Linked DNA regions of Homo sapiens: region 2 is linked to region 1. A link is a loop called in an ENCODE intact Hi-C map of the cell type or tissue named here. Cell type or tissue: heart right ventricle. All regions are shown on one strand. Links, peaks and the distances in the headings refer to the core of each region. The heading gives the core; the rest is flanking DNA.

Region 1 (16,154 bases), core at 3,901-11,900:
TGCCTCCCACAATGCAGTCACAGAAGTTAGAAAACATGTTTCTCCTCTGGGATTGTTTCTACAACTTGGGCTCCCTACAGAAGGGCAGGATGACCTTTGGGGTTCTTGCTTGGAAATGTTAGATAAGGCTCCTAAAACCAATTTTCTGAATGAACTCCAATCCCATGGAGTCTAAATCCATGCCATGGTTTGGTGGCACCCCGGCCCCCTGGGAGAGAGGAGCTTTGTCCCAAGGAAGACAAAGCCTGGCGCATTCTCTCAGGGAAGACTCAAGGCAAAGAGTTCAACAGCTCCTGTTGTTTCTCCTGGGTCTGGACAAGGGGCATTCTGTACCTGTGGCTGACAGGCAGGAAAGGGATCATCTTTCCAGCGCAGCACTAGGGCTGTGGGAGGACGTGTAAAGTGCACTTAAAAAAATAATCATTAGAGGCCTGTAATAGGTGTCCCCTTTTGGAACTTCGATGCTGTGATGACCGTTTAAGGGGAGAAAAGTGTGGGCTTTAGAGCTTCTTCGCTGCTTCTCACAAACACAGGTTCACTCACAACAGCCGGAAAGGGGTCTTTTGTAAATAAGATGTTTCACTTTTGTTGTTGGAACTGCAATGTCTTTGCTTTGCGACATGTGCTCTTTCCTTACTAAACTCCATGCAGGAATGCTGGAGATTCAATGGATGGGTTTTTCCTGTCTCTCTCTCTCTTTCTCTCTCTGGTTTGTTTTTGTATTTCAATTTTTAACTTGATCTGAATAGCTATTCCACAACAGTATGCGGTAAACATTATTTGAAGTTTTATTAACTACTACATACATTGTTTTTTGTAAAGTAGTCTCTTATGCTTTTTAACCGTAAGTTAAATAATTTGTTGTTTGGCCCATATGTGTTAATAAGGTGTACTACTGTCAGAGACAGGCAGAAGCTCCGGACTCCAGCCTCAAACCCTCTCCCTGACACTCTCCCTTCTCATGGAGTTTGGAAAATTATTTGCAGAGCCTTCAAAGGCATTCATAATGCTCAGTATGTAAGATACTTACAGATGTTAGAAATAGAATGACATATAATCAGGAGAGTTCCTGCTTCACATCTTCTCTGTCTTAATGCTTTCATTTGTGATTGCCAAAGTGTTCACAACTTTTAGCAAAAGAAGTATTGACACAATCTGCATATCAATGGAGTTTTTCTTAATATGAGCAATAAAGTTATTAAAATGCTGGTTAAAATGCATGATCTCCAGTTCCATTTCGCAGACATGTTTTTAGCCTCTCAGGGGTGAGAGATTAAGCTCCGGGGCATTTGAGGGCTTCAGCAAGGAGTACATGGCTCATTTCAACTCTGCCCTCACTGCTATAAACAACTTTAAAAATTCTGGTTCAGACTCAGTTAACGAGCGGGAGTCAAGTAAGAAAAGAGTAACTTACCTCCATTATCTCTCTTTGAATGGTTTTTCCTTACAGCGCAATCAAATCCACATGGGATGACAGTTTTCTGTCACAGAGGGCATTTATAAAAATATGACCGACACATAAAAGAAAATCTTAAAAGTGATTAAACAACTGGCAATTAGTACTAAAAGAATAGCATTTTAGGCATGCATACAATTCTTCACAGGAGTACTTGGATTACTTCAGCTTATAATTAAAGGAAGGTTCATTTGCAAAAACACTTTGAAGTATATCATGTTCTTCTTTATTTATTTAACCAGCAAGTATTTTTTAAGCACTTGTATTAATACATAGTTACTTTTTTTCTTTTGTGATTCTTCACCTCCCCCCACTGAACTATAGGCTATAATAATCACTGAGCATTGAAGCACTTGAAGGAAGTGTCAGCTTCATTGGGTTAAATACTCTGATTTCATTAAGAGGAAACTGAGGCTCTGAGAAATAAGTGGCTTTTGAGGTTTACAATGTAAATCATTGGCAAAACCGGTGTTTTTTTCATTATGTTTCTTTTTATTAATCACTACCTTGTCTTAATCCATACTATTTCTATTGTATACCTTTTTCCCTTGGGATTTTGGTCAACAGAAAGCTTTTGAGTTGATAGATGGGAACCCTTAGATTCTAGAATTATAAACCAGCAAGATGGTGGACGGTTAGATTTTAGAAAGGGAGTTTGTTGTTGTTGTTTTTGTTTGTTTTTTATTTTTAAGAGACTCCTTGCCACTCTAATAACATGCACATTTCAACTAGTGTTCAGGAGACAACACTCTCTAATTTCGTATTCAGCCCTAAGAAATGGGAATAGTGAGATTTCTAACATGGTGATAGAAGCTCTGTGTGTGTGTGTGTGTGTGTGTGTGTGTGTCTGTGTGTGAGTGTGTATGTGTGCAGGTGTGTAGGCATGTGTGTGGTGTGTCTGTGCCTCCATGAAGGTGTGTGCACATGTGTATATGGCACTGCGGCTGCCCTTTCTAGAAGAAAGTCGAGGCAACAACTTTCTCCCAGTGATCATCAACTCGTGTCTGGTGCAGCATAGAAAGTCCACATCCAGCAGAAGGCTGGGAGAGCCCTTTCTACCCTGGGCTGGGATGGACTGGCTGGAGACATGGCCCTGTGTGTCTCTGTGATATGTATAAACTTTTGAGGGAGGCCACATGCACAGTGAATTTGATCTACATCGTTCCCAAAATATTTTTCTTTCTTTTTAAATTTCTTTTTAATTACAAAAAATAGAGATGGAGTCTCGTTATGTTGACTAGGCTGGTTTTGAACTCCTGGCCTCCAGTGATCCTCCTTCCCCGGACTCCCAAAGTGCTGGGATTATAGGCATGAGCCACCTCGCTCAGGTGTTTACAAATATTTGAAGGACTATAATTTAGAAAGCTAACCTTGCATAGCCTACAGCTCTGGGCACGAGGTATACAGAGGCAAATGTTGGTTGACCACAAGGAAAAGTTTCCCAAAATTTAGAATTTTATATAAAAAAGTGAACTTCTTTGTGAATTCATGAATTGGCCATCATTAAGGTTTTAAGAGGCAAAGAAAGCCTTTGCATTGGAGATGTTTTAGAATAGCGCTCTGCCTTGGGTGGGGGCTCTGCCTGATGACCTTGCTACAGCCGATTCCTGGGTCCCTGTCCCAACACAGCAAAGCAGGCCCCATGCCCAGCCCACACAGCATGCACCTGCTGGGTCAAGGAGAAGGAGAAAGGCCTCTGCAGCCTGCTTACCATCAAAGTTGGCTATCCAGCAAGCAGAGAGGTCCCGCTCATCAACATTCCTCCCAGCTCCACGGTGACAAGCTCAGTGGCAGTGGATCAAAAGGGGCCTGCCTGGCACACGCAGATGGGCTCCAAGCATGGTTCTGTGGACAGAATGAGAATTGGAAGGATTCCAAATATATGTTCTTCAGGCTACCATGTGAGCCGACATTTGAATTCCCAGAGTCTTAAAATTCTTCCTACTGAGCTTGGCACTGTGTCATAGTAATCCTAACCCCCACAGCAGTCATTCTAATGAACACTAGCATTACCAATGCCGTAAGTGTTCCATCATCTAGATCCCAGGTCTGAACCATGTTGAGAGTGTAGGAGCTATGGGCACCCGTTGCCCAGTGGCCCTTTGGTTAGCGATCAACAAGATCAGTATGTACTAAGAGAGAGTTTTGTGCTGCTCTCACTATTTTATTATGATAAATTACATTACATCGTGTTATATTATAGTCTATTTATATTACATACTATGATAATATAGTATTTTACCTTTATTTATATTACTTATGCCATTATATTACAGATGATCATGTCTTATTATGTTATAATATTATCATATTGTATTATTTTAACACCCGAAGAATGGGGAAATGGCATAAGGAAAAGCTACACAGTCGCTCCGTTGGAGATCTTCAGAGTAAAATAATCGAAGGAAGGTAGCCAGGTCCTTTCACACCGGAGCATCTGCACACCCATACATTGGCCAGGAATGATGGATGACCTGTCTCGCGCTGGCCTCATGAAGGGCTCTGGGCCCTGTGATGGCTGGAGATGGATGGAGACTCAGAGGAACTTTATCTCTAAGGGTCCAGGTGGTAAGGCCTGTGGTGTTGCTTGGAGACCACAGTACTGATCTGGGTTTAAGCTGGCCTGGTTCACATTTTCATCAGTGATAGATGACAGGTTCTGGGAGGGCAACTGACCTCTATTAAATTGTTTCAGAACCAGAAGGCCTAAATCCTTATACGTTCAATTCACGATCGCTTTACATTTTCTTTCTGTGCCTCCTTTGCCTTCTCCTTCTTCCCCGTATGTCTCCTTTCCCTTGTCGTCTGCCCACTCCCACTGGTGGTCCTTCCTTTCTCTTCCCTCCTGGTCCTCCCAGGACATCCTTGAGGGCCCTGCCTCAGTCCCTGCACTTCTCGGAATGCTGCTGTGTCCAGCTCTCCAGGGGCCTGAGAGAACCAACTTTCAGCAGAACCTTCATGTCTCATTCTGAGAAGGCAAATGCCTTCCGGCATGATTTCTTTGATTCTCATGATTCTCATTGTATAACATTTTGTGACGCACGGTGTGTGTCTCCCTCATTAATGTAACCTGAGTGTCACCAGCACAGGACCCTTGTCAGACGGTCTCTACTGTGTCATATGTGCAAGCTGGCCACATGTTGAGAGAGACAGATTAGAATTCCATAGAAAGAGAGACAGAAAAAAAAACAGAAAAGGAAAAAAGGAAGGAAGGAAGGAAGGAGAAAGAAAGAAAGAAAGAGGGATAGATTTGAATTTCACAGCCTTAGCTAGTTGTCCCTATGCTTTTCACCCAAGAAAGAAAGAAAAGGAGAGACAGAGAAACAGAAAAGGAAAGGAAAGGAAAAGAGAGCTTTAGTAATAAATTTTTAGTTAAACGTTAATCTGAGGTCTTTCATGAAGGGCAAAAAAAAAAAAAAAAAATGTAGCCCTATATTCTGGCACTGTAGATCAAGCTTAGTAAGCAGAATGATCTCTTTAAAAACTCTTTGCTGGGCTGGTATGGAGGGCTGCATATTTTCTCGTGAGACAATGGCAGATTTTACGCAGCCTGGGATCCAGTGACTGTGATGTATTTTACCTTAACTTTGACAAAGACTTTAGTCCTTCTGCGTTGGAAAGTATGAGAGGACTTTCAAGCACTTCACAAATATGTCCTTCTTATGATGCCTTTCCATTCAGAAAGTATCAGAAAAAGCATCTTCCCCAAACAGTGTGTGCGCAAGGTAAAGACAGGTGGAGCAGGTGCAGCCCCAGTGGTAAGAATGCGAATCGGAATTCTTTTTTAGCAGAGGGGTTTGCAGATCACACAGAGACATGGAAACATCACCAACGACAGGACACGTATAGCAGGTTGCTCAGAAGTCTCCAGAAGACCTGTGAGGGAAAAGGAAAAGTTAAATAGGGCACCAATCACTGTACCAACTGAAGAAGGGCAGGTGTGCTTAATGCGTTTACTGGGCAGTTCTGATTCCCATCCCAGGACGGGTGCAGTGGATGCCCAGAGCTCCCTCTTCAAAGCCTCCTCAGGGCTTCAAGAGTCTCCTGCATAGAGGGCCTGGTTTGAGCACTGCAAAATCTTTAATGTAGGCCTCTTTTGTTTCTGCTCTTTTCCTTCCCACTTTCATTATATTCCTTCATGAAATGCTCCTAAGTAATATTTTGAAATAATCCAGATATTTAATTTCCTCAAAAGTACTTTTAGTGATGTCTTCCATTACTTCTCTGAGCTCTTAATTAAAAATGCTGTCAAACACCTATTCCTTGAACACTACCACATTCTCATATGTTCATATTAACAAGAAGATACTTTGTCAAAGAATATAATAAAATTACAGATTTAAAGAAAATCTTCAGCATCCTATTCAATTGAATCCTGCTTGCTGTATCCCACATTCAGTTTTTAAAGGAAATATACCATTGCATTTCAGACACATAACTTTTTTGAGAACATGGAATATAGACTCTATAACAAAGTGCATGCTTCCCTTAGCACAAACTTCTGGTTGTACTCTTTACTTTTTCTCTTGCAGTAAAATAAAAACTGTCCAAAGCTTAGCAGAGTTAAAGCAAACTAACTTGAAACACATTTCACGATAAGTGATAGACCAGGCTCTTTCCCTCTCTCAAATCCTAGCCCCAGGGTTTCTTAGAATTCAGTTGATTGTTTCTTTGGGGAGGAGGATCCCTCCACATTCCTCCTGAAGCTTTTGGACTCTCCCTTTTAATCCTTTCTCAGGTGGTTCAAGTCACAAAGACGCCCTCTGCCTAAGAGCAAGCTCCCTCTTGCCCCAGCGAGACGCCTCCTGACAGTGCCTGACGGCTTCGCTTCAGGTGCTGGGGCTGAAGTGGCCTTCAAATTTCACAGGGCCCTTTGGGTTCCTAGTGCTCTGCTGGTACCTTCTGTGCCCCGATCTTGTGTCTAGAAAAGGCCATCTTTGCCGGGTGCGGTGGCTCACGCCTGTAATCCCAGCACTTTGGGAGGCCGAGGCAGGTGGATCACGAGGTCAGGAGATCGAGACCATCCTGGCTAACACGGTGAAACCCCGTTTCTACTAAAAATACAAAAAATTAGCCGGGCGTGGTGGCGGGCGCCTGTAGTCCCAGCTACTCGGGAGGCTGAGGCAGGAGAATGGCGTGAACCCGGGAGGCGGAGCCTGCAGTGAGCCGAGATCGCGCCACCGCACTCCAGCCTGGGCAACAGAGCGAGACTCCGTCTCAAAAAAAAAACAAAAAACAAAAAACAAAAAACAAAAAAAAAAAAAGAGAGAGAGAGAGAAAAGAAAAGGCCATCTTTGTGAGAAAAAGACCCTATCCTTTCAGTGAGTTTCTTTAAACGGCCCACGTTTGAGCTGCTCTTCTCCAAGTGCTAAAGCCACGGCACATTCTCTTCTCTGTCGTGGAGGACGCGGATTCTGCAGCATCCTTCACAGAGATAAATAAAAAAATGCGGGTTGTAGATCCTCAGAGGAACTTACGCGAATTTTTTAAAAAGAAAATAAAACCAGGATAGATCCAGCAGGGAACCCAGGTGTTATCATTTCAGGGGTGCAAACACTTCGTCCACGCTCTATCTTACTGTGTGACCTCAGGGAATGCCTCATATCCTGTCTGGGCCTTGGTGTTTTCACCTATAGACTAGGCCAGGTAAAGGAGAAATTCCTACACCATTTTATAGTCTGCAAATGGAATTGGCCTGTAAAAATATCACACAGTCCCCTTTCCTGGCGGATGATGATGAAGAGCTGAATTCTATCACTCCATCAGTGGGATGTGATGTAGGGTCTCTGAACCAAAGAGCCGGTGCAGCGGTGCCTCGGGGGCGGTTCTGTGCAACTGGAAGAACTTTAGGGTGATCTCTCTTCCTCCTCCCTCAATCTCTGTGTCGAAAAGCCCCACAGAGTTTGCTGGTTTTTCATGCCAATGAGCCAATACATTACATTGCATAGAATTTCCATTAATAGTCTGTAGTTTTCATTTTGGAGACCAAAAATGTCAGATTTAGGAGAATTCCTATCTGGTCCTGTTGTATAATTTGCATCTACAGAGATAAGTATGAATGTGAGGCGATTTAAACGTGTCTACCGAGCGCAGGGTAGGAAATCACTTCCTTCTTTCACAACGCTCACGTCCAAAACTGCCCGTGTCAGTCCACCAGGGGGCGCTGCCTCACCGAAAGGGGAGGGCGGTGCGGCTCCCATCACTTGACTGACGCCAGCCCAATGGAAGGCGTGGGCCCCAGGCCACCAGAGCTTTCTCCAGGGGCGTCGTGTTAGCTATGGCAGGAGAATAACATTTTTGAAAAGTGCAAATACAACATTTTGATTTAAAAATGATTGTCTATGAATACATAATTTTCATAGCTATAGTAATAGCAAATTATAGCAAATCCATTATAATAGCATTCTGATACATATCAAGTTTCATTAAGTTAAAAAAGAAGTCTGGAAAACAGGGAAATATCTGCCTAAAATATAGTTGTCCATCTTGAAAATGTTCTGTCAGCTCTTTCTCCAGTAAAGTCCATCAAAAGTAACAGAGCCGGTGGACAGTGCATAGGAATCCCGGCTTTTTTAATCTTAATGATGACATTTGGTTGTGTCTGTGAAAGAGAACACAGCTAGATTTAATGCCATTCTCAGGCCTGCAGATTCCAAGTTTGAAATCATAAAAATACCATGATTTCCCATAATTTTAATGTATGACAAAATATTTACATGATACAAAGAAAAACAGGAATAATCTACATGGCTTGTGGGTTGGAACAATCAGAACATCTGGATATGAAATGGCTGGAAGAGAAAACCATTTTCAAAAGCATACAAATGAGCAATATATTCCGTACACTCCAACTTGTTCTGAACTTAAACAGTATCAAAAGTATGGTTTCCCTTTTGGCAAATCTTGTAGACAGTTAAAATAAACATCTAAGTACTATTCAAAAAAAGCTAATTTGTTTGTTACTTTGAAACACAAGTTTTTTCAGGTGTACTCTGTACTTCTTTCTCATACCAAATGACTTAAGCTGGGCTCATGTTTAACTTCAAAGAATTTAATAGAAAATCTAAACTTTGTCTTATTAGGATACCACAGAGAACTTATTTTAGAAAGTTTGGACACGTAGAAGTTTGTTTTTAATTTTAGTGTCCAACTAATATAAAACCAAGGCACTGTTTTTGAAAGTATTAAAAATAAGCATCATGAAAAATATAGGCAGTCTATCTTTCTTTTTTCCCACAACTTCTGTGACCCAGACATATTACCTTTGCCATCCTGCACAGTTACCTGAGATTCCTTTCTTCTTGTCTTTTTACTCACCCTGGATGCTTATATTTGTGTGTGTGTGTGTGTGCGTGTGTGTGTGTGTGTGTGTCTATGGGTGTAGGTGCATAAGGAAAAGATCACATAGCAAAGAAAAAGTAGACTTGGATTTATTTCTAGAATTGGCTTAAAACCTGGATCTTTATTTTCCTAATGTAAAAGAATTAGACCTAGTGGTCTGCAATAGTCCTTCCAAAACTCAAACTCACTGGGTCTATGAAAATTAATGTTGTATAATCGCGTGACCACTCCCTTGTTCCCTAGAGATATGGTGGCATGCGGTACCAGCAGTAGGCTAGCTCTGGAACATAGAAGTTGCCTGGTAAGTATGTGTTTGTTGAATGAATCACCACCATTGGGTCTCTAAGCTCTAATATTATTATCGCCTGGGGGCAGTCCTTATCTCTCTCTGTCTCTCCTGCCTATATTAAATCATGTTTCAAAATAACAATGCTCTTCCCTTGTTGCCTCTGTGGTGCAGGAGCTCTTAAACTTTAATAATTCTTGCTTTCCACCACCATATTTTTCTAAAAAATGTAAAATGTATATACACTGAAATCAAGAATTTGTTCTGGTAGATCCTGAAAAGAAGGTAGCATGGGTTAGTGAATAGATTGAGAGTCAAGAGAGGGGTCAGGTAAACACAAACGTGCTGACCCTCCACAGCAACACACACCTGACAATAGAGACTCCATGTTTCAGCAGAGATTTGCTGCTGGAAAAGAAGACATTATTCTCGGTCATTTGTTCCTGGCCATTTTCCTTATTTCCTTAAAAATATATCTTTAAATAATAAAAAGAAAAAGCAAGTGTGATCACAGAGATGAGTAGACCCTGTCAAATTGTTTCTGTGCAGAAAACACCTAGTAGCTAAGGAGCTATATGAACATCACATGCTTAAATGGGTACTTATTAATTTGTCATGCCCTAGGACAGAATTTTTAGATAATCCGAAATATACAATGCATACCATACCTAAAGAGGGGTTTTAATCCCATTCAGAATCATTCTTGCCCCATCCATTTAAGAAATAAACTTTACAAAATTTGGCCATTTAAAAAAATGCGCAGGGGCCGGGTGTGGTGCCTCCCGACTGTAATCTCAGCACTTTGGGAGGCCGAGGTGGGCAGATCACCTGAGGTAAGGAGTTTGAGACCAGGCTGGCCAACATGGTGAGACCCTGTCTCTACTAAAAATACAACAACAACAACAACAAAATTAGCCGGTTGTGGTGGTGCACGCCTGTAATTTCAGCTACTCAGGAGGCTGAGGCAGGAGAATCACTTGAAGCCAGGACGTGGAGATTGCAGTGAGCCAAGATCATGCCACTGCACTGCAGCCTGGGTGACAAAGTGAGACTCCATCTCAAAAATACAAAAACAAAAACAAAATACACAGACCTGTCTTGGTATTTTTCCATATAGATTGAGAATAGAGCAGAATTTGGCCTCAGAATGCTTATTCCTGATCTCTCATGCATCCTAACAGTATATTACAAAACAAACAAAGAAACAAATTGTTCTGTTCTTTTGGAACTTGGTAATTAAAATAAACCAAATAACTATTCTAGGTGCGTTAACCCCAAGTGTCAATGTCTGAGACAACAGTCACAAAGTTGGCTACCCTCCAGTGTGGGTATAAGAGCTGAATATATAGTAATAAGGAATGCTAACCTAGGCTATTAATTTCTTTTTATATGCCGCTGTTTATTTCACTCTTCCTTGCCTTTCTCCCTTCTTGTTTTTGGTTTTGTTTCGTTTTGTTTTTTACTTTGTTTAACCAGGAAGCTGGTTTTAGACTCCCTAAGGGAGTCTTAGGGAGATTTAGAGGGTTTGGGGAAGAGGTGAATATAACAGAGAAAGGGACTTGCAGGATATGAGGATTTTTTTTTGAACTACAATCAGAATCAATTTTCTATATTGGGGAGTTCCTACCACTGCGTATGATTCTAAGTAGGAGGCAGACAGCATTTCCTATCACAGAAGCAAAAAGAGAAGGCCCATTTTTCTGCGTCCAGGGAAGCTCTGGCAAGGGCCCCAGCAGCGACAGCCTGAGGCAGTGGTAGGGGCTTCGTGGGGTCTCCTGTCCCTTCCAGGCCAGAGTCTCCTGCCTGTGCTCCTGAAAGCCTTGTCTCCTTTTGGTCTCATCCATCTTGGCCTGGGTCTGCAGGTTTCTGGGTCATTCGGCACCTTAACCAACCAAATTTCTTTTAGAATAAAATCAGCTGGCATTAATTTTACGGCTTGTAAAGAAAGACTATAACGTCTGTTAGAGAAACAAATTTGCTTTCCATACTCCACCAACACTGCACACATGGATGTTTCTGGAGAACAACATGTTAGCCCCTCACTGAGCCCAGTTTTAATCCATAATCCATAACCTCAAATGAATCCTCAATGCCCAGCAATCATGGCAGCTCCATGACCCAGCAATTCTCCACTATCAAGAACCTCTTCGCACCCTTAAGAGGTTTCATTTATATGGGTAGTTTCTATTGGAATTAACTATATTAAGAATTAAGACTGAGAACTGTTGGAATATTTATTTATTATAAACCCACGACATGTGAACACAACATATTTTTACGAAAATTTAGTGAAAAGAACAGCTTCGAGGTTTGCCAGTCTCTTTGCTGTCAGGCTGAATGCAACGTAGCTGGGTCCCATATCCTCCATTGATTTGTTGCAACAAGTGGTTAGGTTGAAGTAGATTCAGAAAGATGCGAGGATAATTTTAGCAACCTTTTATGATACTTGTGTATATCCTTCTCTGATATTACAAAGAAATTTGAAGAATATAAATTTCTGAAAGGTGAGTTGCAGTGAGGAAAGACTGGAACTACATCAGTGAACTTTTTGTCCTCCGTTGCACTAGTCTGTCATGGACTTTCAATGCGTCTTTCATCTATGTGAGATTTTGTAACATCATGCACTGGCCCCTTAGAAAACATTGGTTCACCGAGTTATCCAGATTTTCCACATGTCCACATATTTCATTATCCAATGGCAAAAATATTACACACTGGTTATTATCACTGCCCATCTCATCAGAAATATCTTCAAGTGGAGAGACACGGTTAGGCTCAGATGAATGGATACAAGTTTTCCATGTTTCTGACCTTCACTCAAAAGTTGAAATATTATCATTGTCAATAAACATAGCCAGTTGTTTTTTCTTGAAATGACAGGCTCGCTTCATTCATTTTCAAGAAAATATCTGCCACATCCCCAGGTCAGAGTGGCCGGTTTGTCTGTCAGTCTTCTTTTCAAACAAAAAGTGTCCAATTCAGCTGGAAGCTCAAATACTTGTCGAGACCTTTTCCTTGACATGAGCGTGATAACCATCATGCTTTGGCACACAGGGAAGTGCTCAAAACACACCTCACACTTATCACACAGAGGAGCAAAAAGATATGTACATAAGTGTTGACATTCAATCATATTTATAATCTTTATATATACCTCATGGGTAGTAAGGGAAACTGGAATATGTGTATGTGTGTCTATGTATTTACATGTTTTTTCATTGCAAAGGCATGGCAGGAAGAGCACAATGGCCATTAGAACAATTCGGTTCTGCTGCCTCCATTCGGCTTGGGCCAGCCGTTTTACTCATCGTTGTTTTTGCAGTGCAAACATCAACACGATGAAACAAGCAAATAACATCTTAATTTTCTTATAAAAGTAGTTTTGACTTCGTAGATGTCTTGTAGAAGTCTCGAACACCCCAGGGATCTGCAGACCTGCCCTCCTAGCCCAGGGCAGCCATCTAGAGCTGCAGATACCTCCTTCCTCTCATTCATTTCTATCTGGTAATCTGATTCCATGTTACCTTTAGATGCAATCTGGAGAGAGCTTCCATCTGCACCATGAGCCCATGCCATCTTCTGACTCCTGGAGCTACAGTGAAGATATATTTTGTATTAATGCTTAACTTCTTCATTTCAGTTGCCATTGAGGTAGCCTAATAACATTCATAAGTAAATACTGGATTTTAGTTTGCAATAGAAAAACCTTCCATGTAATATAATATGTCTATACAATTAATAATTAATTACTTTGTTAAAATATGTATCTTTAAATAAATAAACATTGGTAGAGACCATGTTAAGCATGTCTGAGTTGAAGCTTTCAAAAAAATAAAGTCTTTTATTAAAAATTTTTAAATAAAATAGATTATAAGGTAGAACATTGCTTGAAAGAGTCATATTTTAACAAAATTATTTTAAATTTTTTGGCATACACTCCCAATTATTTTAAATAGTTTCTCCAAATGGGGACTATTTGACATAGTTCGTATATACTAGCACAGAGGGGCCAGCAAATCCTGCTAGCAAAGCAAAGCCCATGCCCTGCACCCTGACCGCAAGAGCTGTGCAAGAGGGTTGGACATAAAAGGAGCGATCATAGGAACTTCAGCCGGGGTTGGACAGGCAAACACACAGCATGGCCACCTTAAGCTAACTCTGTCAGTACTGCTGGATTCCTTGGTGAAAAGCAGGATGGAGTGGGGAGATTTGGTCAAGGATGAAATTGAATACTTTGGGAATTGTAATACGCCCGAGTCACTCAACCCACCTTTTAAGAGCCTTTAGACCATCTGGGGTTGTTTGGGGCACGTGAGGGTGGAGCGTGGCTTTCTTTTCACTGTGGGGCTACTTTGCCCTTGGGAGAGCTTCTCACATCTGGTAAGACACTGGCATATGACTCCATCTACAAGAGGACATATTTTCCCCGAGGAGGATTCGCGCTTGCAATCAACGTTGCAAACAGCTCAGGGAACAACTCAGTGTTGATCATGTGAAACTACCCTTCACCTCTCCGTTTTTAATGATTTTTTTCTCCTTGCATCAGTGACAGTCAACTCAACCACATATCCTTCCACATGATCTATTCAGTCATTTTATTCTGTTCTGAAGTCTGGCATTCAGTCATTCAACAAATATTTGGTAAATTGGAAAGTTAGTCTTCCAGGAAGTTTCACCATCCTGAGACTTTTGTTAGATCAGGTAACCCACTAGAGAGAGGAGAAACACATAGTTTATCATTTAGTAGGAAACACCTGCAACTGGATTATTGCATGACTGCATTTGTCTACACAATATAATTTTTACCAAACATTTAAAAATAATGAGTAATGTAGGTTTTATATTAAAAAAGCATAAGCAGTTTTCAAAATAAGGATGTGGCAGTAATATCGAGGCTGTATTGCATTTAAGTGGGCCAGGTTCACACACATGGCTAGAACAGCAAAGGAGTGATACGCACAATTATGCTTGTCTCTTTAAAATTCCGTGGCTCCTAATAGCAGAATCATCTGCTCACGCCATCTGCCAGCTGTGAAGTGAATGAAAATAGCACGTGCAGGTACCGTAATATACAATCTAATTAGTGTACTAAACTTTAATTTATTGGTGAAATTGTAAATATAAAAACAATTATAATTTAACAAATCTGTTCCTTTGCTGCTTTAATGAACACTCTGCATGTGCTGGGTTACTGTGTGTAGTTTTCTTTTTTCTATTGTATTGCAAGCTACCATCCTTAATATATCACAGGGACAATGAAATTGCACTGTGCACTGGTCCACTCATTTTCTCTGCATTTGCAATCATAATCGGAATGCACTCGACAATGGAACAGCTTCATTGCAAATAGAAGTAAAATTGAAAAGTTCTTTGCCAATTTGGCATTAATTCTGAGGACATCTTGAGGGCTTACCAGAGATAAGACGTCTCTGATGGCTTTTCAGCCTTTGAATAGAATAATTTAAAATAATCTCTGTCCAGTGACTGCTTTCCCTAGACTTTTCCTCCTTTTCTCTCCTGCTTCCCCTTTTTCAAAATGTTTCATTTTTTCCCTCTGTTCCTCCTGCACTTCCTTTTCCTCGCCACCTCCACCTTTCCTCCTCCCGCTCTTCCTCTTACTTCTTCTTTTCTTCTTCCTCTTTCTCCTTCATGAAGCTGGGGATACTGGCTATCACCATCCATCTGAATAAGAGACATGTTAAGAAGTGTGGACTGTTGAATGGGTGTCATCAAATACTTTTGCACATTAATGTGAAAACAATCTTTTAGTTAAATGGTGGTATCTTTTTTTTTTTTTTTTTGAAACGGAGTTTCACTCTTGCTGCCCAGGCTGGAATGAAGTGGCGTGATCTCAGCTCACCGAAACCTCTTCCTCCCAGGTTCAAGCGATTCTCCTGCCTCAGCCTCCCTAGTAGATGGGTTTGCAGGCATGTGCCACCATGCCCGGCTAATTTTGTATTTTTAGTAGAGACGGGGTTTCTCCATGTTGGTCAGGCTGGTCTTGAACTCCTGACCTCAGATACGCCCGCCTCAGCCTTCCAAAGTGCTGGGCTTACAGGCGTGAGCCACCACGCCCGGCTGGTGGTATCTTTTATAGAAAGGGATTAGATAATTCCATATCAAATTTGATTATTTGGGGAACATGGGATTATGTGGGCGAAATTAAGTTGGATTTTGCATTGCACGTGAGCTAAGACTTTCATGTTCCAGATTCTAAATGTGCTCTAAAAAGTGTTATTCACTAGGCAAAATAGACCTTGAATAAAAAAAATGTTTTGGAGATGGACTTTTCTGTTATTTAAAGACCTACCATAGGTTTGTTCACTCTTTATGGCTTCCTATATGGCCTTACACATAGACAGGACAGATGACTGCCCCTGTGATTTACTGTCACTGTTTAAGGAGTGCCCTGAAACTCAAGGCATGCCTGGATATACCATGCTTTCATGGGGGTTGGCATAAGCTTGGACTTCTGGCTAACACTCCATGTAATAGATGGGGATAGTGTGTTTGGACCGACTAAAAACAGGGTTTTGTAGAAGGAAGGCAGGACATTATAGGGTAACAGAGGTGGTGGAAAGCTCCTCAGAGGAAAAATAAGAATTAAGTCAAGGGAACAACAGTTTCAATAAACTATACCTGCCTCTCCTTTGTACCCGGGGTTGGTTCAGGGTTTTCTACTGTCATGGAAACAAGAACCAGGCAGTCGGGGTGTGTGGCGGTTTAAAAAAATGTCCACCATTGTTTGCTACACTGCCTTTCTTGCGCTGGAGATTAATTCCTCCCACCTCACCTGTGGTAGAAAGGAAAAGTGTGTGATTTCTGAGACAAGTCAGAAAGTTACCTCTGTTTCCCCTCCCTCACTCTCAGATCACGTGCCTGGAGGGGGCCAGCCACCTTGCCTAAGGGACTGTCTCTCCAGCCCTGTGTGTGCACCATTGTGGAAGCACCTTCTCCAGCTCTCCAAGCCTTCAAACATCTGCAGCTCTGGCCAACACTCTGTCCGCAGCTTCTTAAGAGACTCTAAGCCAGAACCATGTGACCAAGCTTCTTCTGAATTCCTGACCCAAA
Region 2 (16,154 bases), core at 3,349-11,348, 370 kb after region 1:
CTCTCTCTTGGTTATCTGTAAATTTTCATCCCGCTTACTTTATTGTTCCATTCCGACATACTGTTGTAGCAGTATCAGAATTGCTAAAATGTAACTCCGTGGGAAACAACTTTATCATCCAGGGTATAGTGCTTATGTGCAGTTTTGTTTGTCTTTAGTCTTACATACCTACAGTGCTTATTTCCCAAGTTACTGGAGCCAGGACCTTATCCCTCAACCTCCTCAGTGAACTTGTTTCATGTATTTGTAATACAGTTCATTCATTTTGTTACATTCTGCATTCCATTGTGGGATCCCCTGACCTCATAAATGATTTATCAGTTTTGCATACACTAAGGTTCACTCTTCGTGCTATAAAGTTCCATGCATTTTAACAAGAGCATAATGTCATGAATCTATCATTCAGTATCATGTAAAATAGTTTTACTATCTAAAAATTCTCCTGTGTTTCACCTATTTAACCATTTCCACTCTTCCAAAAACCCCTGGAAGGCACTGATCTTTTTTTTTCTTTACCATGCTCTAGTTCTGCCTTTTCCAGAATGTCACATAATTGGAATTGTACAGCATAAAGCCACTTCAGATTAGCTTTTTTCCCTTAACAATACACACTTAAGGCTCACTTATGTTTTTTCTTTTGCTTGATGGCTCAATTTTTCCATTGCTAGATAATATTCAGCATATAGATTTGCCATAGTTTGTTTACCCATTCACCTATTGAAGGACATCTTGGTTGCTTTCAGTGTTTTGTGATTATAAATAAAGCTACTATAAATATTCAGGTACAGGCATTTCGTTGGCACAAAGTTTCAAATCAATTTGGATAAATACCTAGAAATGTGATTGCTGTATCATATGTTAAAACTATGTTTAGCTTTGTTAAAAATTTCCAAACTGTCTACTAAAGCAGCTGTAACATTTACCATTTCAATCAGCAATGAGTGAGAGTTCCTGTTTCTCTGCATATTCTCCAACAACCAGCATAGTCAGTATTTTGAATTTTAGACATTCTAACAGGTTTGTAGTGGTATGACTAAAAGCCTATTAGATGACATTGTTATTTTAATTTTTAATTTCATAATGTCAGATGATGTTGAACATCTTTTTAAATGTTTATTTGCTATCTTTATATCTTCCTTAGTGATATGTTGGTTCATATATTTTGAACATATTTAAAAGATTTTTTATTTTATTATTCTTGTTTTAAGTGTTCTTCATATTTTTTAGATATAATCCTTTATCAGATATGTGTTTTGGAAACATTTTGTCTCAGCCTATGTCTTATCTTTTGATTCTCTTCACAGTGTCTTTCATAGACAAGAAATTAAAATTATTTTTAATTTTAAAATACACTCATTTAGTTTTTTCCCTTTTATGAATTACTCTTCTGGATTTGTATCTTAAAAAAATCACCGACTCAGTGTAACATAGATTTTTCTCCTATGTTTTTCTCTAGACATTTTGCAGTTTTGTATTGTACATTTAGGCAGATAATTATGATGATGATGATTTGATATAGACATTTAGTTGTTTCCACACTGTTTATTTAAAAGACAACCCTTTCTTTATTAAATTGCCATTGTTATTTGCCAAAGATTAGTAACTATATTTATGTCATTCTATTTCCACACTCTATTATTTTCTATCAATCTATGTTTTTGTTTGTTTGCTTTCCAACACCATGCTGTCTTGATTACTGTAGTGTCATGTCTTGACATCAGGTTGTATCATTCTTTCAACTTTGTTCTTCTTGAATGTTTTTAGGTATTTTGGGTCTTTTGTTTTATCACATAAGCTTTAGACTCAATTTGTAAATATCTACAAAATAGCTTGCTGGAATTTTAATTGCAATTACGTTGAATCTAAAAATCAGGATGGTAAAAATGGACTTTTAAACAATATTGAGTTTTTCAATCCATAAACACAGAATATGTCTCCTTTTATTCATGTTTGATTTTTTTTTTGGTTTTTTACATATATAATCTGTACTTAATTTCACATTCCCATTGCTAATTTTTCATATGTTGAAAAGTGATAAACCCTATATTAACCTAGTGTCTTACACCCTTGCTAGAATCACTTATTAATTCCAGGAGTTTATATTTCAATTATTTGGGATTTCTACATGACAGTCATGTCAGTTGTGAATATACAGAATTTTATTTATGTATTACCGGTCTATGTATCTTTTATTTCCTTTATCTCTAGGACTTCCAATTCAATGTTGAGTGGGAATGATGAGAGGAGGCAACATGAACATTTTTGACTTGTACCTGATCTTAGGGGTAAAGTACTCAACTTGTCACCATTAAGTATGTTAGTTATAGGCTTTTTGTAGATATTCTTCAAGAATTTAAGCTTGCTTTATACCTATTTTTCTGAAAAAAATTTAATGTAGATGAGTGTAGCATTATATCAAATGCTTTTCCTGAATTTTTGCATTAATTTATATAATTACATATTTTTTGTTTGGTCTGTTAATATGCTAGATTACATGAATTGATTTTTGAATATTAAATTAGCTTTGCATACCTAGTATACATGCCACTTGAGCAAGGTATACATTACTTTTTACACATTTTTAGTTTCAATTTGCCAATATATTTTGAGGGCATTTTGCATATAATCTCATGGAATATATTGGCCTGTAGTTGACCTTTCTTGTAATGTTTTTGTTTGGTTTTGGTATTAAGGTAATGCTCCTTTTACAGAGGGAGTTAAGAAGTATTGCCTCTGCTTCTGTTGCTAAGGGAGTACATGAAAAAGAATCATCTATAACGTTCAATAAATCTAGAAAGAGCAAGTCAGGAGAAATATTATATTTCTTAAGTTTTCTTTTCTTTACATTTTAGTTTGGGAAGTTTCTATTGACTTATCTTCAAGCTCTTCAGTATCAGATTTTTTTCCCTGAGATGAATCCAGTTTACTGAGGACCCTATCGGTGCTGTTCTTCCTTTTAGTTACGATGTTTTTATTTCTAAATAAATGTTTTTTTATTCTTTCTTAGAATTTCCGTTTATCTGCTTATATCACCCATTTCTTCTTCTATGTTGTCCACTTTTTAAATTAGAATCCTTAGTACATGAGTTACTTTAAATTCCGTGTGACAATTTGAAAATCTCAGTCAACTTTTGTAGCTTGCTTTGTCTTTTCAGACTGTTTTTTCTTGCATTTTACCAGGCCTTGTATTTTGTTGTGATTGTTGTTCAAAGGCAGATGTGATATATCAGGTAGTAATAGAAACTGAGGTAAACACCCTTTTATTTACGTACTTATTTTAATTTTTTTTTTAAGAGATGAAGATCTCCCTGTGTTGCCCAGGCTGGTCTTGAACTCCTGGCCTCAAACAATCCTCTTGCCTCAGCCTCTCTCGTAGTTGGAATTACAGGCAGGAATCAAAATGTTCGGCTAAATAGGTTTTTAGTGTGAGGTTTTATGTTAATCTGGCTAGGAGTAAGGCTGTATTTAATGTTTGTTGTATCTGTAGGTGCCAGAGGGCCCAAATTCCTTTAGTGCCCTTGTTTTCATCTCTTTTGTTGAAACTGAGCTTCCCCTAAGACCTCCTCCTTAAACAGTCTGTGACTTTTAGTTCTTTGAACTGTAATCCACTGTTATCATACTGGAGCCCTGTTGCTGCCATGGTAAGGTTCCAGGAAGGGGAAATGTTCTATAATCATAGAATCACTAATCTTATGAGTAAATCTCAAGCTTTTAGTGCACCTGAGTCCTTGGACTGTGACCTTCACAAGTGTTTCTTAGTTTTCATTTCCCCGTGTTTGGCAAAACAGTGAGCCCAAAGAGATCTGGAGTGAAGAAATGCCCTTCCCTGACTGGACCAAGGCTCTGGGATAGTTTTTGTTTGGGTAGTTGGCCTTTGTCATGTAGAATACTCTGTACTTCACAGATGGTGCTCTTCCCCCTAGAGAGGAGCAGGCTCTTCTTCGTAGGACCTTTCTGAAGAGAAAACGGTGCAGTGCCTGTAGGTAAAACCCATGCAAAGTGAGGGATCCCCTAAAACCGCAACTCCCCCTGCTGTCATATCTCAGCCTCCTGCTTTGACACACGTAGCCTCCAGCAATTCATTAAAATAACCAGTTAGAGTTTTTACTAGTTTATGGCTCCAACAACTTCTGCTCCAGGTAAATTAATCTCAGCTGTGATTCTCTGTATTTACTTTTCTTTTGAGAGTTCAGGATGGTGATTTGCAACCTCAATTCTCTGAAGAATACAAAAAAAGTTGATTTTTCAGTTTGTTCAGCATTTTTCTTTATTATTGTAAGGATGAGAGTACTGACTTCCAATCTCTTTACATATGAGAACTGTGATGGGAATGTCTTATTCTTTTCTAAGTGCTTTATCATTTCCCTGTGCTTTGCAGCAAGAAGTTTTTATTAAAAATTTATTTAAAAATAAAAAATAAAAATAAAAAAATAAAAATAGTTGTGTCAATAAAACATTAAGTAATAACTTGAAAACCATTTTTCATGTCAGTGGCATTAGTTTAATGTACATTCAGAAATAATTGTAAATGGTGGCTTTGCTAAATCCCAAGCTGTCTTTTAAGAAGGTACGTTTTATGACAATCATCTTGCCTGAAAATGTAAAGGATTTAGTTATAAGACAGGGAGATAAAACTACAAAATGGGTTATTTCCATCTCTCTACTAAATGCATTCTTCTAAGATTTGAGGATCAACTGTGTGCCAGGAGCTGACTAAATGTTTTTTTGTGTGTGGTGGTGGTGGTGGTGTTGTTTTTGAGATGGAGTCTCTTGCTCTGTCGCCCCAGCTGGAGTACAGGGGCACGATCTCGGCTCATTGCAACCTCCACCTCCTAGGTTCAAGCAATTCTCCTGCTTCAGCCTGTCGAGTAGCTGGGACTACAGGCTTGCTCCACGGCTGATTTCAACCCATGACCTGATGTTGCCCTTTCCTTTTTGCAGCTTCAACATTGCAGCTAAGCAACATTCCTTCCTTGTAAGAGAACAGGACCATGAAGTGTATCTGTTCAGTTTACGGAGGCTGTGCATTGAGTGTCTTCGTGCCCTCTGCTTCACCTTTCGATGTATAACAGCCTAACTGAAATATAAGGAAATGTTATGTCTCCACCCCAAAGTGAACGTAGACGTACGTAAGATACATGTTAGCTTAGTATGCATGTGTGCAGCACATTTGTGGCTATTCATAGCTCCTCCTATAACCTGTTGAATATGTATACTTAGCCAACCCATGCAGCACAAATTCCTGTCTTATCCTTTCCTCCCTCAAAACACCTGCTTCTCATTTTCAGCCACGAGCTATGCTTCTTGCCTGCAGGTTGCTCTACCCGACTTTAGAATTAAAGCTCTCTTTTCTAAATGTACAGATTTTGTGACTTTTTCTGGTGACAATAACAAGAACTAGAAAGAGATGTATCATTTAGGGTTTCATATGCCAGGCAACTGAGTTTGGAAGGGATTGACACAGCTTTGTTTAATTGTATCAAATTTTATTTTTAGAAACCTGTACTCTTCCAAATACAGATCCAAATCTGAAGCTTAAGAAAAAACAAAGCAAAATATTCACACTTAACACTATAAATTTTCAGAAGGAGCTTATGTATAAGCACAGGACTATACAATCAGATATTGATGGACTGAGTATTGATCAATTCTTACTGCTATTTCTTATTCTTTGTATTACATCGTATTGAATGCAGGTGTATTTAATAGAATCTTCTTTATTTAAGAGGCAACAGGATACTTTATCATAATTTAATTGACTGATGTATTGAGAATTTTAATATTATTCTATTTGTTAATATTCCAAACATGAATCAAAAGGCCTATTACTCTCAGATTAAGATATTTGGATAATTAATGTTCAGATATGTGTTTATGAAGTATTGAGCTTTTGAAGAGGAACACGGGTAATTATCACTATTAATTTTGCTCTAAATTATATTTCAACTTGTACAATTGTTACAAGCACGGGTTCTGGCAAATATAAGCTCTTTAAGGAAAACATATTTAGAGTATCACATTTTCTTCGGCTAATAAAATTATGGTCAGTCAGTCACAAACATTTTTGATATGTTGATTTTAAAAGATACAGCAAAATATCTGGTATAATAGTGTTTTTTTAAAATGAGGAAATAAATGATTACAGAAAAGAATAAAATGCAGAAATACTCTAAGATGAGTGTCTAATTACTCCAGAATCTCACTGCTCTGATTTCTAATTTCTGCTATAAACGCCCACACAGGAATGTTGGTAAAGTCTTAGTAAAAAGAAAAATAAAACTAATATCTATTCCTAATGTTGTATATTAAGCCCTAATATTGTTGTCTACTCTTTCACTGAGCAATGTACTCATCTTTTAATCCCCTAGCATCTATAACTTCAGCCACAAATTTCTTATTTTAAAATGGCTTTATAGTCTTAAGGCTGAGGCTATATTTGAAATGAACAGAAGTATAGAGATTGAAATTCCGCAGTGCAATTTTATAACTTTACAAATAAAGATATTATTTGAGATACTGAGAATTTTAATATTCTCTGAGGCTTAAGAAAAAGAAATAAAGCAAAATATTTACACACTATTAATTTTCAGAAGGGGCTTATCTATAAACACAGGACTATACATTTAGATATTGATGGACTGAGTAGTGATCAATTCTTACTGATATTTCTTATTCTTTGTCTTAAATTGTATTGAATGCAGGTATATTTAATAGAATCTTCCTTATTTAAAAGGCATCAAGGTTAAGCGAAGCTTTATGGCTAAGGGCACAGCCTAAGACTAGAGGAATATCGTCTGAGGCCAAGCTGTTTTCCACCTCTTAACAGATACGTAATCTTTACTGAACTTCACTGAACGTTTGTTTTCTCATTTGTAAAACTGATAATCAAAAACTAACTTCTGGAGCTGCTGTAAATATTACCCTGAGAAAAATAATTAAAACAGTAATGAAAACGTCTCAACACAGCACATGCCCCTCTTTGCAAGATCAATATGAGTTATTCTTATTATTACTATTCAGTTAGTGACACGGAAACCCACGGGTGTTTGGTTCTTCTGTTGCAATGGTTTTCAAATGGGGTTGATCTTATACCTCAGAGGACATCTGGCAATGCCTGGAGACATTTTTGGCTGTCACAGCTGGGAGAATAGGGTGCTACTGGCATCTAGTGGGTAGAGGCCAGGGGTGCTGATAAACGTCCTGCAATGCACAGGACCAACAAAAAAATTCTCAGGTCTATATTGGCAATAATGATGAGGCTGAAAAATCCTGTTCTTTGGCACTAAGCTTCATTACCTTAAGAATAAATGTTATCTCTTAATAATCTTTAAATTCTTACTATTGATCACAAGGAATAGGCTTCTTAAGGAAACACATTTCATTCTTTTCTGTAATCACTTTATTTCCTCATTTAAAAAACACTCTTTATTAAACTAGGCATCATGATGCACGCTGGAGGTTCAAAGATCAAATAAATGAAGTTTGCCCTTAGTAAGATCATAGAACGTTAATTTATAGAGGGAAACACATAATTGCCCCGCACAGAGATGCATAAATCATGATGACAGAGATGTTGCTTATGATGGTGGCAGGAGTGGGGGTACTTAAAGATGTTGCTGGAGAGATGGGATGGAGCGTGTCATGCATGGTCTGTTCCCACTAAAACATCTGTGCACTTCACCTTCTAAATCAGGGGACAGGGCTGAAAGGTTTGAAGTGGGAGATACCATGACTCAATGTGTGCTTTATAAAGCTTTTCTGGTGTTAGTATAGACAAGAGATGAAAAATGTAAAAGAAGAAATACACAAACCAAACAGGATAAAATTTAAAAGTGCAAACTAGAGATTGTGAAATTCCAAGTTTGACCAGCGACAGGTTCAAGGGGAGAAAGTTGTGAATAGGGTTTTGCACGAATACTCGATGAATGAGTAGCTGAAGAAGAGAAGGAAGGAGTCCTGTGAGAAACCTAGATTGCTGTGTCAGAGACTGGACTGATACATGTGGAAAGAAAAAGGTGGGGAGAAAGGATAATGGGTTTAGTTTGGACATTCTGAGCTGTGAGGCTGATGTTCACAGAATCTGGGAGAGGGATTGCTTGAAGCAAAAAGAATAAAAGTCACCAAAATACGTATTTAGTTATTGGGACTAGGGGCTGGGCATGGTGGCTCACGCCTGTTACCCCAGCATTTTGGAAGGCTGAGGCAGGCGGATCACCGGAGGTCAGGAGTTCAAGACCTTCCTGGCCAACATGGTGAAACCTCATCTCTACTAAAAATACAAAAAAATTAACCAGGCACGGTAGCGGGCTCCTGTAATCCCAGCTACTTGGGAGGCTGAGGCAGGAGAATAACTTGAACCGGGGAGGTGAAGGTTGCAGTGACCCGAGACTGCACCACTGCACTCCAGCCTGGGAAACAAGAAAGAAACTCCATCTCAAATACATACATATATATATATATATATATATATATATATATATATATATATATATATATGTATATATAGATAGATAGACAGACAGATAGATAGATAGATATTATTGGGACTGGGAAGCCAATGCAATAAAAAATTGAGTCTCAGTGGGTTTTTGTCGACTCACTTTGGGGTGCGATGCTGGTAGAAATGTGGATGTCCTTCAGGTTTTATATGGATCCGGAACCACATGTGAGAAAAGCCTGGGTTGGATATGGACTGGGTGCATATAAGCACCCAGGAGAAAGTGGCAGCAGGGGAGGAGGCTAGCAGAACGCTTTTTTGTTTGTTTTTAAATTATCTGAGCCCATTCCAAATGTCACAGGTAAATATGAATACATAACTCATTAATTGTTAGCAATAAATGAGTTTGTAAGGATGTATTTTCAGTAACATTAGCATCTCTATTATACTATTGTGCCCTGAATTCACAATTCACAGCTATACTTTCCATCTTATTCATGTAATTATACCAAGTATGGTATTGCATACAATTATTGTTCTTTACATATTTATTGATAAAAACTAAATTAGTAATTTTACAAAGGAGAATTTCTCAAGTCACATTTGACTGATTTGCTCAAGTTTAAATTACATATATACATATATGTACAATATCTATATACCCATAAAATACATATACATGCATTTATATGTATATGTATTTACACACCCATAATACTTGCAGTACACAAACACAGGCACACAGACCTGTTTTTTTGAGATAATTTTAAATTCAAAAGAATGCATAATTGGCCAAGTATTGTCAAATGAAACCATGCTTATTTTAAAGTGAAAGATATAAAGAAATAACTGACACTGTAGATGACAAAGAGAGTCCTTTGGCCGTCCCTCTACACTCTGATACCTGCTATTCGGGTAGCTATGTGCCTACTTAACAAGTGATTGTTTTGTTTTCATGGGTGTGACATCTGCTCGGTAGTACTGGTAAGGCCATTGCTTCTCAGCCTGGAGCATCTCTGGCTCCTGAGGGCTGCTCATATTCACATCGCCAGACCTGCAGGAGTAGCCTCGCGTCTCCTGAGGCTTCAAAGGACTCAGGCCCTGCTCACTGCCCATGATGAGAAAACTCCAGAAAGTGGACAGCAAAACAGTGCAAGGCAAAAGGCAAATACCTATTTTCCAATAATCATTTGGAAAATGTCATAGTTTGGGATGTGAAGCCCAGAGAATTAGATTTTGGGCTGAGGCTGCTATTTGGTGCCCATATTCCCGGGCCAAGTCCTGTCATTCCCCTGAGCTTCGGTTTTCTTACCTGTAGAAAGGAGACAGTAACGCTTGTCTTGCTTCCCTCAAAGGCTCATGAAGAGGGATGGCTGGGATCCTGGAGAGTTAGAAGGGGCTCCATATACATAAATCTGGATGAGCTAAACCAACTTGAGCCCTGTCACTGCTGTCAGGAAAGGAAGGTGCGCTCTGGAGCTGGACCCCATGGCTTCCTCTCTGCTCAGACACCTGGGCAAGCAAGTTATGGAGTTTCACTGTGCCTCAGTTTCCCTGTGGGGGAACTCCCTGTGGGAGAGCACTTTTACTTGTCTGACATTCCTGCTGTGGACTTTATCAAGGTTGGAAATGTAAAGCCTTTACATCCAGGGCTGGCACGGAGTGAGCTTTCAGGATTAATTAGCGTGACTTTGATTCAGAGCAGGCTGCAACTGAAAATGAGATTTTTTTTTTCCTTGGAGCCAATTTGAATTTTACTTGAAGAGATCACAACACTGAACACAAATGAGTCTTTCACTGCTTCTTCTCTCCAGGCCTCTGCGTGCCTGTTCTGAAGCTCAAGCTTGCCTGGTTTCAGTGCCCCTTGAAATATGAAGGAAGCTCTGTGCTGAGAGGACACTTGGTTCTCAGGTGAAGGTCTAAGAAGAAAGGACGGTTTTTACTCCCCAGAAACTCACATTCTTTGGAGGAAATTGGAGAAACACACTTAGGACGCCCCAGGAACATTTCCACATTTTTAAGGTCAAGTAACAGAAGTTAAAAAGGAAGTAGATAGACACCATTGTTTTCTGACCTTTCCTGACATGGCATATCCGTCTAACATACATCTCTTTACAAAAGTGGAGTAGTTATTTGCAGCGGAGATTTAACAACCCTCGATCTTTATTGACTTATATCTTTTCTTGTGCAGCAGACTATAACCTTGTCTACCTACCCAAGTTACCTGTTTATTAAAAAAAAAAAAAAAAAAAAAAACTCAGATTTGGGGGTTTAGGACAAAACAGGTGGGCCTCAAATCTATTTACAAATTAAAAGATGGTATTGATTTAAGGCTCCAGATTTTCACTCTCACACTCAGGGCTTCATAACAGTCTTCTAAAGTTGTACCCTACTCATGCTTTCTTTGCTAAGGTTAATAATTAACAAGTCAACCAAAAGGGGCACCTATGCCCAAAAGGTCACTGGACAGTGACAAGACAGGAAGAGCTGCCCCACGTACAGGCTGTCTTACACCTGTGACTCCTGGCCGGGCGCGGTGGCTCACGCCTGGAATCCCAGCACTTTGGGAAGCTGAGGTGGTCAGATCACTTGAGGTCAGGAGTTCCAGACCAGCCTGGCCAACATGGTGAAACCCTGTCTCTACTTAAAATACAAAAATTAGCTGGGTGAGGTGGCAGGTGCCTGTAATCCCAGCTACTTAGGAGGCTGAGGCAGGAGAATCACTTGAACCCAGGAGATGGAGGTTGCAGCGGATAGAGACAGACTCTGTCCAAAATAAATTAAAAAAAAAAAGGAAAGAAAGAAAGACCTGCAACTCCAGCTGCAAAAATCCCTCATGATTCCCTTTGGTTCCCTTTGATTTGCTTATATGCTCTTAGCCTGGTGTGCATGTGGACCTGATGATTGTGAGTGTCTGTGCACATTTTCCTGTGAGGAAAATGAATACTCTACATTTCCTATGGTTACAAAGATCTGCTCAAGCAAGTTAACACAATTAATTATGCAATGTGAAAAATTTCTATCCCATAATTCGTATTTATCAGCACACAAGGTTTGACATAATTTTGGAAATATTTTGGAGGAAAATATTATACAACTGCATTGTAAGCTATAGAATAAATATGTATTAAACACCCACTATATATTTGTGTAGACAAATTTTTTTTTGAGACCGAGTGTCCCTCTGTCACCCAGGCTGGAGTGCAGTGGCACGATCTTGGCTCATTGCAACCTCCGCCTGCCAGGTTCATGCCATTCCTCTGCCTCAGCCTCCCAAGTAGCTGAGACTACAGGCACCCACCACCACGCCTGGCTAATTCTTTTTGTATTTTTAGTAGAGAGGGGGTTTCACTGTGTTAGCCAGGATGGTCTCGATCTCCTGACCTCGTGATCTGTCCGCCTTGGCCTCCCAAAGTGCTGGGATTACAGGCGTGAGCCACCACGCCTGGCCTGTGTATCCACATTTTTATTTATGTACAGACACATATACACATTCTAATTTTACCTGCTTTTAGTTTTTGTAATTTATTTACAATTGTTTATGCATTGGAGAAAAGTCATATATATTTGAGAATATTTAAATTCATCAAGACTATTAAATTAATATGAATACACTTGAATAGTATATTATCTTTTGCTGATATATATGCATATTTTACAATTTATATTGTATATACATGAACAAGTTCTATAAGAACACAATTATGTGCATTCACACATCATTTGTTCAAAAGCTCAGGAGAATGTTATCTATCAGATAAGTGAGTTTTTCAGATCATTGAACCTTACTATTTCAAGCACAAGCATTTAATTTTTAATATCTGCAAGGAAATTTTCCGTAGGTCACTCCCTTGAGTTCTTGGGAAAATACTACTGAGCATAATAATAACAGTGAAGAAAATAAAACAGAAAATATTACCGTAGATTGAGCATCTATTATAGCACTCACTTTGCACCTGCTTATGTCAGGAAATCCTTGAGACTTAGTAAACCGGGTCCTCTCATTCAGATATAAGTATCGAACAAAGTGGGACTTGGAGAATTTTGGTAACAAGATTCAGTTATAAAACCAAGAAGTAGAATTAGGATTTAAAGCTGTGTCTTTCTTGCTCAAAATTTCATTGTCTTTCTCATGCATTTTCTTCCCTTGAGTACCTTACCATACCAGCATTTATGGTTGTCTGCAGGCTCTGACACCTATAGATAGTTTTTGTTTTCTAGTTTTTCTGGGGCTTCCTCTGATGTTGAAGTCTCCATGTTGTCTTCTACTGCACATGACTTTCTCTTCTGGTTCTGCCAGTTCTCCTCAATTTTGTTTCTTGTAAAGTGCTCTGTGCTGGTTAATCAGAAAAGTGGGTTTGATAAAAACTATTGGTTAAAGCTTATTTGGTAATTAGAGGTATGTATTCCCCTTTTTTCTTATAAAAAATATATATTTGTGTCAGTTTCTGTTTTCCTAGCAATAAGGGTACTGGACAGAACGACTTTAAAGCAACCAAGGTTTTGCGGTGTGTACATATTCACTTGCTAGTCACATTTTACTATAAAGAAATATTTAAAAGGAAATGCAAATCAACAACGATGCCAAAATCTCAATAAAACGCACGTTGAGAAACATTTAATAAATACTGTCGGTCAGTTTGAGTTCTTCCAAAATATGTTCCGTTAACAGCTGCTTTGCAAATTGTTTCAGACCTTTAAGAAAGAAAGCATGTTAATAAAGAGCAGGGGGTCACCTCCTTCCCCATCCTATTCTATGGGAGATTTGTGCATACTTCTACAGATCATATAAAGGTTTTATCTCCGTGTTTCTAAAACTGGTTTGGCTTTTTCTAAACTGTATGAGAAGAAAATCAGATCTCTAGTTTCTTTGTAGCATATAATTGTAACAAGATAGTCAAAGAAAAGAGAAAGCTTAGAGAAAGAAAAGTCATTTCTTAAAGTTTGAGGATTTAGTAGATTATGAAAGAAAACTAGCTCAGGTTCAAAGGGTTACTAGAAAATCTAACAGGCCCTGCCAGCAGAACTTTTGTGGTGCTATTAATATATAGACTTCAATGGGCAGTGTGAAATGTAAAATAAGATTTTTAAAGCTCAGTGATGAAAAGGACATGGATCATCCACAAAACTCACTTTAATTAAAGGTGGAATTTTGGTGGACGGTGAGAGAGTTGAGCATGTGGAGGAATTTACAGGTTCAATGTGGTGACACCAAAGTCTCATGTTTTCTCTCTCAAAGAATTTCATATTTTGAAGATAAGCATTGTAGTCCATGAATAATATATGACAATATAGACACATTGCTTCTTTTTAATCTTTTTACTGATTATGAAATTCCTTTTTTCATCAAAATTTATTATGACCAAAGAAGTAAAATTTTACAAGTAAGTGAAAAAAGTAGTTTTACCCAATTACAAGCGAACGTCTCCCTAGTATCTAATTCCACATGTATTTATTTTCTTCACCGCCTCTGAAAGAAATTCCAACATTATTTTCCAGAACATAAAGTAGAGAAACAGAATTACTTTGTGTGCGCATGTGTGTGCGCGTGCTCACGTGTGTGTTTTGGCTTTATCTCTGTTCTTCAGGGACTCCAGGTCTCTTCAACTTCCTCCAGCACAAGCTCCAGATGCCCCTGAGGCTGTCAGGAGGCAGCATTCATAGGAACTTTGGGCCTTATTACGGTATCAAACTGTCTTGCATCCTCTTCCCTGACCCGCTGCTGTGGGGCTATTTGCCAAGGCCACCAAGGAGATGTGTTCTGTCAGGCCCCTCAGTGAGAGGTACTGACCTCCTGCAAAAAACCGGGCGTCCCCCGCCCAAGGAAGAATTTTGTCAGTGGCCCTGCCCTATCCCTTCCTCTTCCCCTGCAGGGCGAACGTGAGCGGGAGACCTCCCGTTTGTACCGCACTGTCCCTTCTGGCCTCCCCCTCTCCTTCCCACTCCCCACGTCGTCTACCACTGCTCCTCTTGCTTCACAGGTAACAAAGCCAGCCAGGTGTCCCATGTCCCAGATATTGTGCACTAAGGAGCTCAACAGCTTTCTCTTGGACTTGCTCTTCGTTGAAGACCTCTTGCATGAGAACACAGCTATTGATCATGGAGTCCAGAACAAAGGAAATCTTAGTGTGAGTGGCATTGTCCTAGTACTCAGGATCCGTCTCTGTACTTCTGGATTTTTGAGCCAAATGTTTGTGGTTTTCTCTTTTCTTGCTAGGTTATTCGTGTAAATATGTGGCTGTGTAGTGGGTTATTCACAAAATATGCGATTCACACTTGCTGTCCACATATGCCCTAAATGAACCACTAACACGTTTTATCCAGGCAGTCCTCAGTCCTAAAGCTCACCTTCTCTAACTTTACAAATGCAGTTTCGTTTTTCTTATACATTTTGTAGAAAAGCTAAAGACCATGAGCAGCATACTGCTTGGAACAATGTTTAAGGGTCCAGTAGGAAGATCAGTCTGACTGAGGTGAATTGAAGCTTGGCCTCTTAAGCAAAGAAGAGAACTGTGGGTGCCAAGGACCCAGGTGGGGTTTCCAAGAAATAGGGAGGTTTCTCGTCAACATGCGTAAAATTTTAATTATGCAACATGAATAAGTTCTAGAGATGTGATGTACCACATTGAGCCTATAGATAACATGATGATATTGCACATTTAAAAATATGTTAAGAGAGAGAATTAATATTAAATTTTCTTGCCGAAATAAAAAATAAAATAAACTAGAAAATAAGTAAATAATTAAATAATTCTTGCCTCTTACAACTAACTTTGGACAAATGTCCTACCCTGGTAAAGCCAGGGCATTTGCCTGGCTGAAGATGCATTTTAGGGCTGAGGACTTCCCAGATGAAATGCATGAGTGGCTCAGTTAGGGCATATGTGGACAGCCAGTGTGTATCGCATATTTTGTGAATAACCCACTACACAGACACATATTTACACGAATAAGCTACGACCTGCTGTGAAATTATTCATTTTACATGAAGAAAGACAACCATAAACATTTGGCTCAAAAATCCAGGGGTACAAGGAGAGATCCTGAGTATTAGGACAATCACACTCACAGGCATTTCCCTGGCTTTACCAGGGCAGGACACTTGTCCAAAGCCTCTGCCTGTTCCCATTTTCTAGATATTCCATAAAAAGAGTTACTGTCCGATACATAATTAATACTAATAAGTTTATTAATACTGTTAAGAATGTGGCCGAAGTCCAGATTGACGAAGTTAAATCTGCAATGAATGAAGATATCAAAATCATTTCCATAGCACTAATTTTGTGGATGATAACCTTGAAAGCCCCTGGAAAGTAGATGTCTTGTGGCCCGGATGACTTACAGAGAATGAGCTGAGACAGTTTCAGACTCCAAGGAGAAGGTTAGCCCTGTGGTCAAGGAAGGGTAGGTGAAAGTTTTATAGGAATTAACAGTAGAGCCTGGAATCAAGGGATTGTTTACTTTATTTCTTTGATGACACATCATTCTAGCACTAGATCTTTAATTATATGTTTAGCAAATATATACGATCTTTCATGTATTTTTTTAAATTAAAAGATGTTAATTTGTTGACTTTAATATCAACGTAAGACTTTGTCCTTCTTAGTGAATGCCTCTTCCTCAGCCTGTTCAAATATAGTTTTCTCCTCTCCAGTTAACTGGTTGTTGAAAATGTGTTTCTTTCGCATCAGTGATTCAGGAGATAAACATTTAGGTT

What was found. Hi-C counts contacts between places; a loop is a spot of excess contacts. Peaks named below come from ENCODE experiments on the same cell type or tissue, not always from the same donor. Only the 100,000 strongest peaks of a DNase experiment are listed, where the experiment ranks them.
Region 2: it touches region 1 in a loop (11-fold over the local background); 18 of 110 quality-filtered maps call a loop at or near these places.

Annotation. Positions count from the first base shown.
Region 1 is chr2:5,357,526-5,373,679 of GRCh38, reverse strand. No RefSeq gene overlaps it. Among named protein-coding and RNA genes, the nearest start is that of LINC01248, 330 kb to the left of the region's middle. In heart right ventricle, for the core only: CTCF peaks have their summits at 7,411 and 7,613 (motif pointing right); a DNase peak (open chromatin) is centred at 7,618.
Region 2 is chr2:4,983,421-4,999,574 of GRCh38, reverse strand. No RefSeq gene overlaps it. Among named protein-coding and RNA genes, the nearest start is that of LINC01249, 340 kb to the right of the region's middle. In heart right ventricle, for the core only: CTCF peaks have their summits at 4,044 (motif pointing left) and 7,166 (motif pointing left); no DNase peak of the experiment used is centred there; H3K27me3 peaks cover 430 bases.